Regions from separate parts of the Mus musculus genome. Here region 1 is linked to region 2. Evidence: chromatin contacts called from ENCODE Hi-C or POLR2A ChIA-PET data. All regions are on one chromosome and are shown on one strand. The core of a region is the stretch at or near the end of the contact, and the rest is flanking DNA. Distances in the headings are between cores, read along the strand shown. Region 1 holds the start of Slc35e2 (solute carrier family 35, member E2). Region 2 holds the start of Nadk (NAD kinase).

Region 1 (2,886 bases), core at 242-2,741, 38 kb after region 2:
TACCGAGTTCAAATCCCAGCAACCACATGGTAGTTCACACCCATCCAAAATGAGATCTGATGCCCTCTTCTGGGGTGTCTGAAGACAGCTACAGTGTACTTACACATAATAAATAATTAAATTTAAAAAAATTACTAGTTGAACCAGGCATAGTAACACATGCTTGTCATCTGAGCACTGTGGGGTAAGAGCAAGGTCAGGGTCAGCCCTGGCTGTACATCAAATCCGAAGCCAGCCAGGGATACACCAGCCCTGTCTCAAAACAAAACAAATACAAAACAACAATGACCAAATAAAACAACTCAATTAAAAAATGCTTACATAGGTGCGCATAATTCCAGAGTGTGAGAGGCAGAGATGTCTATTTCTGTGAGTTCAAGACTAGCCTGATGTACACAGTGAGTTCCAGGCCAGACAGGGGTACATAGTGAGACACTATCTTTTTTTTTTTTTTTTTTTTTTTCGAGACAGGGTTTCTCTGTGTAGCTCTGGCTGTCCTAGAACTCACTTTGTAGACCAGGCTGGCCTCGAACTCAGAAATTCCCCTGCCTCTGCCTCCTGAGTGCTGGGATTAAAGGTGTGTGCCACCATGCCGGCTCAGTGAGACACTATCTTAAAAGACAAAAACAAACAAAGGAAAGAACCCAACAACAACAAAATTCTTGCGTAAGTTTCTGAGTTGAGTTTCATTTTTAAAAATCGTTAAAACTTGGCTTGTGGTTAGGACAGAATTTCCAACTGATACGGTTCTAAAACATACGTCAATTCAACAAAATCAAACACACTTTGGTTTTGATAAAATCAAAACATCAACTCTGAAAAATGCTGAAGATACTCTATGTCCAGTGGTATGGGATATTCAGTCAAGATTTAATGATCTGTGCGAAAATTTAAAAAGCACATCTTCTCATTCGTAAGCCAGTTTGCCTTTGCTTTTAAGTGGTAAAACTGCACTGTGCCATTGTGTTCTAAAGACTTGTTTTTTGTTTGCTGAGACAGGGTCTCTCTACATAGACCTGGTTGTCCAGGAACTCACTAAGTGGACCAGGCTGGTCTCCGGCACCGGGCAAAGAATTGTTTTAAGATAGACTTAAGGTTGATTATCAGTAAACGTTTGATTTGCATATGGAAAGGGTTTTCTAGTGGAAAAGGTTTAAGAAGCTCCAACTCACTGTGCGAGATCTGAAGGAGAAACCTTACTAGTTTTCAAACAACCAAGAAAAAAACAAAGGAAGGTTTCACCAAAAGCAGAGCTGAGGCAAGGCACAACCTCAAACCTCTCCACAAAATGACCTTCAGGGATAAAAGGGGCCAGGAAGCATCTCACAGCCGGCGGCTACTTGGGGAGATCAGGCGACAGAGCAAGCGTCCTGCAGGAAGGCGGGGCCTCTGAGGCTCGACCAATGAGCGCCCCGTCGCTATGCTGCTGGCCCCGCCCCCATGGTGCTGACCCCGCCCCCATCCCGGCAGCGTCCAAGACTCGGAGAGCACGGGGGTTCCTCGCACGTTCGCCACTGAGCGCTTCTCGTCTTGTGACTTTCTGGTCAGATTTTAGGATCCTTGAAATCAAGCCCCTGGGTCTGACCTAGAGGGCGGCACCTTCGCGGCCTCAGAGGATTGGCTCCTTCACCTTGGTCTCGGTGGAACGTTCCGGAATGTACCACAGGCCAGAGGAGCGACACCTGCACGCTGGCCCAGCATGGCGGACCCCGCAGAGGTGGGACGCTCCGGAGGCGCCCACAGGAGGCCGCAAGGCGGTGCTGTGGCCCCGCATCGTCGCCCGCCCCGTGGTTTGCGGTGGGCCGCTACGGAAGGTGCGAACGCGCCGTGAGGGTGTCCTGGCTCCCCGTGGTGGGCCGCGGTGGAACGTTCTGGAAGGTGCCATTGTGTGCCTGTGTGGAGTGTGTCCTTCCCCCCCCCCCCGTAACAGCTTCCGGTGCGTCACGTCCGGCTCTCTCCCCGCCCACCCGTGTGTGTGTCCCAAATCTAAACCCTTAGGAGGGCTGTGGGAGGGCTCGCGGCTCTCGCCCTTGACTCTGGACCGCTCTGCCTAAAGCTGCTCGGCCCCGAGGCGGGCGCGGGCTGCATCTTCCGTGGGCGTGGGCTGAGGCTCTGCATAAACTCCAGTGGCAGCCCCAGAACTGAACCCCATCGGGGGCCGGGGGCATCCCGTCCTGGAGTCAGCCCGGGTTGGCACCGGGCGCGCAGGTGGCGGGCTTCGCCGGGCTGGACGCACAGGTAGGGTGGGGACAGTGATGGGCACCGGGGCGGGGGGATCGCGGGCGGGCTGTGACTGCAGCAGGCGCCGGAAAGGAAGCGATACCCAATGACAGGTGCAGGCACCCTGTCATCTGTCGGCGTGTACTGATTTTGCCTCCCCAAACGTCTTATTTTGTGCCGTGGAATGGGCGACTCAGCCAGGTCCCAAGCCTCAACTTTATTTTAGCCTGCCAGCGGTTTTTCTCCAACCGGTACTTTTCAGGCATGAAACAGGCTCTTTGCAGCATTGATGTTTTGAACCCTTGAAATGCAAAATAAAACAAAAAGTAAAACTGCAGACTGGGGGTGGGGGTGGGGGGGCCCTTGTTCAGTGTTTGTCTAGTCGCCCGCTCATGGGATGAATGTACTCTATTAAAAAAAACTGGAAAATAATTTTTTGTGCTTTTTTTTCTTTTTCTTTTTTCTTTTAAGACAGGATCTTTACAGGGTAGCCCAGTCTGGCCTTAAACTTGTGACCCTCCTGCCTCATCCTCTCAGTACCGCAATTATGGGACTGTACTACAAGTATCCCTGGTTGCAGAGCACATTTGAAAGCACACCGAGAGAATTTTAAATAGCAAAAGAAGGCCCATTAAGTGAAGAGATAGGAAGGCTTTTATATTAAAG
Region 2 (3,291 bases), core at 519-3,018:
ACATCTGCTCTTTTAATTTAAGACTACACAGGTTACTTGGTATGTGACCTTGGACTGCAGACCATAGACTGGGTGCCTTTGCAGAAGAATATGACTGCTCCCACTCTGGATGTCTCTCCAGGTCTGCTGGCCATGTGCCTGCCATTTACCACTAGATACCAATCAAGTGTTATATAATACAATAGCAGCATAGTTACAGCCTTCGGTGGGTGTGGCTGGCGTTCACTCTGGGGAAGAAGTTAGGCTTACAAAACTCATGAGGAAGTTACAAAATTTAAGAAATCCCCGCAAATTCCCACCATCCTCCCTACCCACTATTTTCCGTCCCCACTGCATTGATGTGTTCTTTTTGGAAGGACAGCACACAGGTCTCAGGAGTTCCCACCAGAGAACATCCTGACTGCAGCAGGTATGGGGGGCTGTGGGGAAGCGTGGAGATTGGGCTATACAGGAAGGGCAATAGTGTGAACATCTTAAAACTACAGTGCTGGGAGTCGGGACTGCGAAAACACCTACTGGTGCACTGTGCACACTGGTGGATATCAATGCACGAGCATGTCCACCAGTTCAGCATATCCCTGGCTCAGCTACAAAGTCGGTGGCCTCCCTCTTTCCCTCCTTACAGCTGTGGGTGAGGCACGCTATTTACACAGTCGCTTCTCAACTATCAAGACTTTGTTTTTCTTTTTGAGATAGGGTCTCTAACTATGGTACCCCTGGCTGGCCTCGAATTCCTAGAAATCCGGAGCTCTCATCTCTGGGATTAAAGTAGTGAACCATTGTATCAACCAGCTGTCAGGTTTGTTACTTTCAGGCTCAAGTCCTTGCCAGTTGCCAAAGGGTGTCAGGTCACTGCTGGTGGGCCTGAGAGCCATATGAGCGCTGTCACCCGAGTTCTGCTTCTGAAAGATACCAGGTCCATGCGCTGGACATTAAGAACAACGTGGGAACAGGAGCCTGGCACGAAGCCCACCTTCCCACAAAGCTGGCCCGCGTTGTCCACATGGTCCTGGAGACCTCGCCAGCAAAAAGCAAACTGAGTGTGACGTAGGACAGGAATAAAGATCAGACCGCGAGGCAAGGAGGCAAAAGAAAGAAAGAAAGAAAGAAAGAAAGAAAGAAAGAAAGAAAGAAAGAAAGAAAGAAAGAAAGAAAGAAAGAAAGAAAGAAAAGGGAGAGAATCTGGTGGTTTTCTCTGTTGCTGCTGGGACTGAGCTTTTTGCCCCTCCTCGGTTACTCTTTTTTTTTTCTTTTTTTCTTTTTTTTCTCCCTCACCCTCTGCCCCGCCTCCCCTTCCGCCCCGACTCCTCCACCCTTTGGCCCCGCCCACTCTCCCGATCTTCCCCTTCCCTCCGGCTTAGTCTCCTTAGTTCCGTCCCTTTCCAGCTCTGCCCTCTTGCGACCTGTCCCTCCCACTCTGCCTGCCCCTTCTCCTACCCGTCTGCCCCTCCCCTTTCTCCAACCTTGGCCCCACCCCCCCGTGCTGTCTTCCGCTCCTTGTCCCCATCCCATTCCGCTATGCCCTGTTTCAGTTCCTTTGCCCCGCCTCCTACTCCTGTGTCCCGCCCACTTCCTCTCGGCCCCGCCTCCCCTTTGCCTCGCCCCTCCCTCTTCACGTCTCCCACCCCCCACCCCACCCCCCAGCCTCTGATCCTTGGCCTACAAAGGGTTTTGAAAAACCCGAAGTTTGCGTGCACGCCTGTGTAGGTGCGGCTGCGCCGCTCTCCCCACGTGCCCTGCAGCGCATGCGTGCGGGCTGCGCTTGCGCACTGACAGCCGCGGCGCAGCGGGGCTTGGTGGTGCCGGTCTCTGGACCGAGCGGCCATGGGGTGGCGGGCGGCTGGGTCGCTGAGAGCCAGGTAGCAGTAGGGCAGCAGGGACCGCCTGCTCGGCCCAGCATGTAGACGTCCACGCGGGCGCGCGGCAGCCGACGGTGAGTGCGGGGCCTGGGGTCGCCCTCTGCCCGGCGTCACTGGCCGGGACCCGTGAAGACAGGGTCACGGCGCCGGCCCTGCCCACCTGCCCGAGGCCGGGCGCTGGTGGCTCTGACGCGCCTCCCTGCGTCCGAACGTGGGTTGCAGCCAGGATGACGCGTGGTCTCGGGGAAGGAGCCTAAGGGACAGGTCTGAAGATCTGGTCCGGCCTTGGGTTTAGGGGGACGAGTCAGAGGTTCGGGTCCCGGGAGAAGCCATGTAGGCCGCCGTTCTGTTCTAAGCCAGTTCAGCGCGCAGCACCGCAGCCGAATCGGCTCCATTGGTCTTCCAGTGGGGCCTTAGCAAGCGCCAGAGACCTTGGCATGTGGGCAAAGTAGTCAGACGAGCGTTTTGTAAGCAATCGAGGTGTGAAACTCTCCAAAACCCCATCGTAAACTTGGTATCCAGTACTTGCCAGGAGCTTCCAAAGTCCTGAAGAGTCCATGGAGATGTTCCTAGAGGCTGCTGCCTCTCAGGATGTCACACTCACAGGCCGCTTGTCTTGGCCTCTGGCAGGTTTCTTCGTTATGGGAACAGGGCGTGCCCAGCGCAGTCCCAGGATCTGCCTTTGCTTGGCCAAGATCCGGCGTCTCTTTCCAGCTCTCCCAAGCAATGGGCTTTCTCCTGGCATTGATTCTGAATAGCGACTTGTTTTTCCTTTCTTGTTTGGGAAACTCTCTGTTTTGGTTCAAAACTTATTCGTTTGGCTTGCCTCTTGAGAAGAGTGTTATTCAAACTTATATTCATTGGTTTCATGTATCACTGTCAGTTTCCACGGGCCGGAAAGCTGGCATCCTCGCCTTGGTAATTAAAAGCACGGCACCTTCCCTCTGAACGTATTTGTCCTCAGCAGTGACTTCACTGTGACTTACACTGCCCATCTTGGGCTCTGGGACAGCCACGGGTGCCAATATACAGTATGACCAGGTAGCTTCTTCATTTGGAGGTGGCATCTCAGAATGCTTCTGCATTTTCTTCTTTGTAGATTTATTTATTAAAAACGATGCAGTTTTATTCATTTTTTTTCTTTTTCATCTTGTTTGAAGTGCTACAGGTCCAGCCCAGATCCTCACACAAGTGCTGTCCCACTGAGCCACAATCCATCCCCCACCCCTCCTTTTGGGTAGAAGTGGCTAACAGATAAAACAGCAGTACTTAAATGAATAGTTTAGCTCTCTAGGCATCACTTGGAGATGGAGAGAAGCAAGTGGTGGTTTTTTCCTTTTTTTTTTAATGGGAGTGGACACTTGCTACTCTACTGCTCATGAATGGAAGGAAGAGCTTCCAAGTGTTGGTTTTCTCCTCCTGCTCCATGGGC

Evidence for each region. Hi-C counts contacts between places; a loop is a spot of excess contacts on that map. ChIA-PET counts read pairs that join two places held with the same protein, here RNA polymerase II (POLR2A).
Region 1: a map of heart shows a loop between it and region 2 (4-fold over the local background). The contact joins the promoter of Slc35e2 here to the promoter of Nadk in region 2. A Hi-C loop is called at or near these places in 2 of 37 maps with a recorded cell type or tissue (adrenal gland and heart). POLR2A ChIA-PET finds 5 or more read pairs at or near these places in 3 of 5 experiments (Patski and embryonic stem cell).

Annotation. Positions count from the first base shown.
Region 1 is chr4:155,599,925-155,602,810 of GRCm38, forward strand. It overlaps Slc35e2 (solute carrier family 35, member E2), which reads left to right and starts at 1,492. Exons shown (of 9, transcript NM_177186.4): 1 at 1,492-1,814.
Region 2 is chr4:155,562,047-155,565,337 of GRCm38, forward strand. Nadk (NAD kinase) reads left to right here and starts at 1,769. Exons shown (of 12, transcript NM_001159637.1): 1 at 1,769-1,933.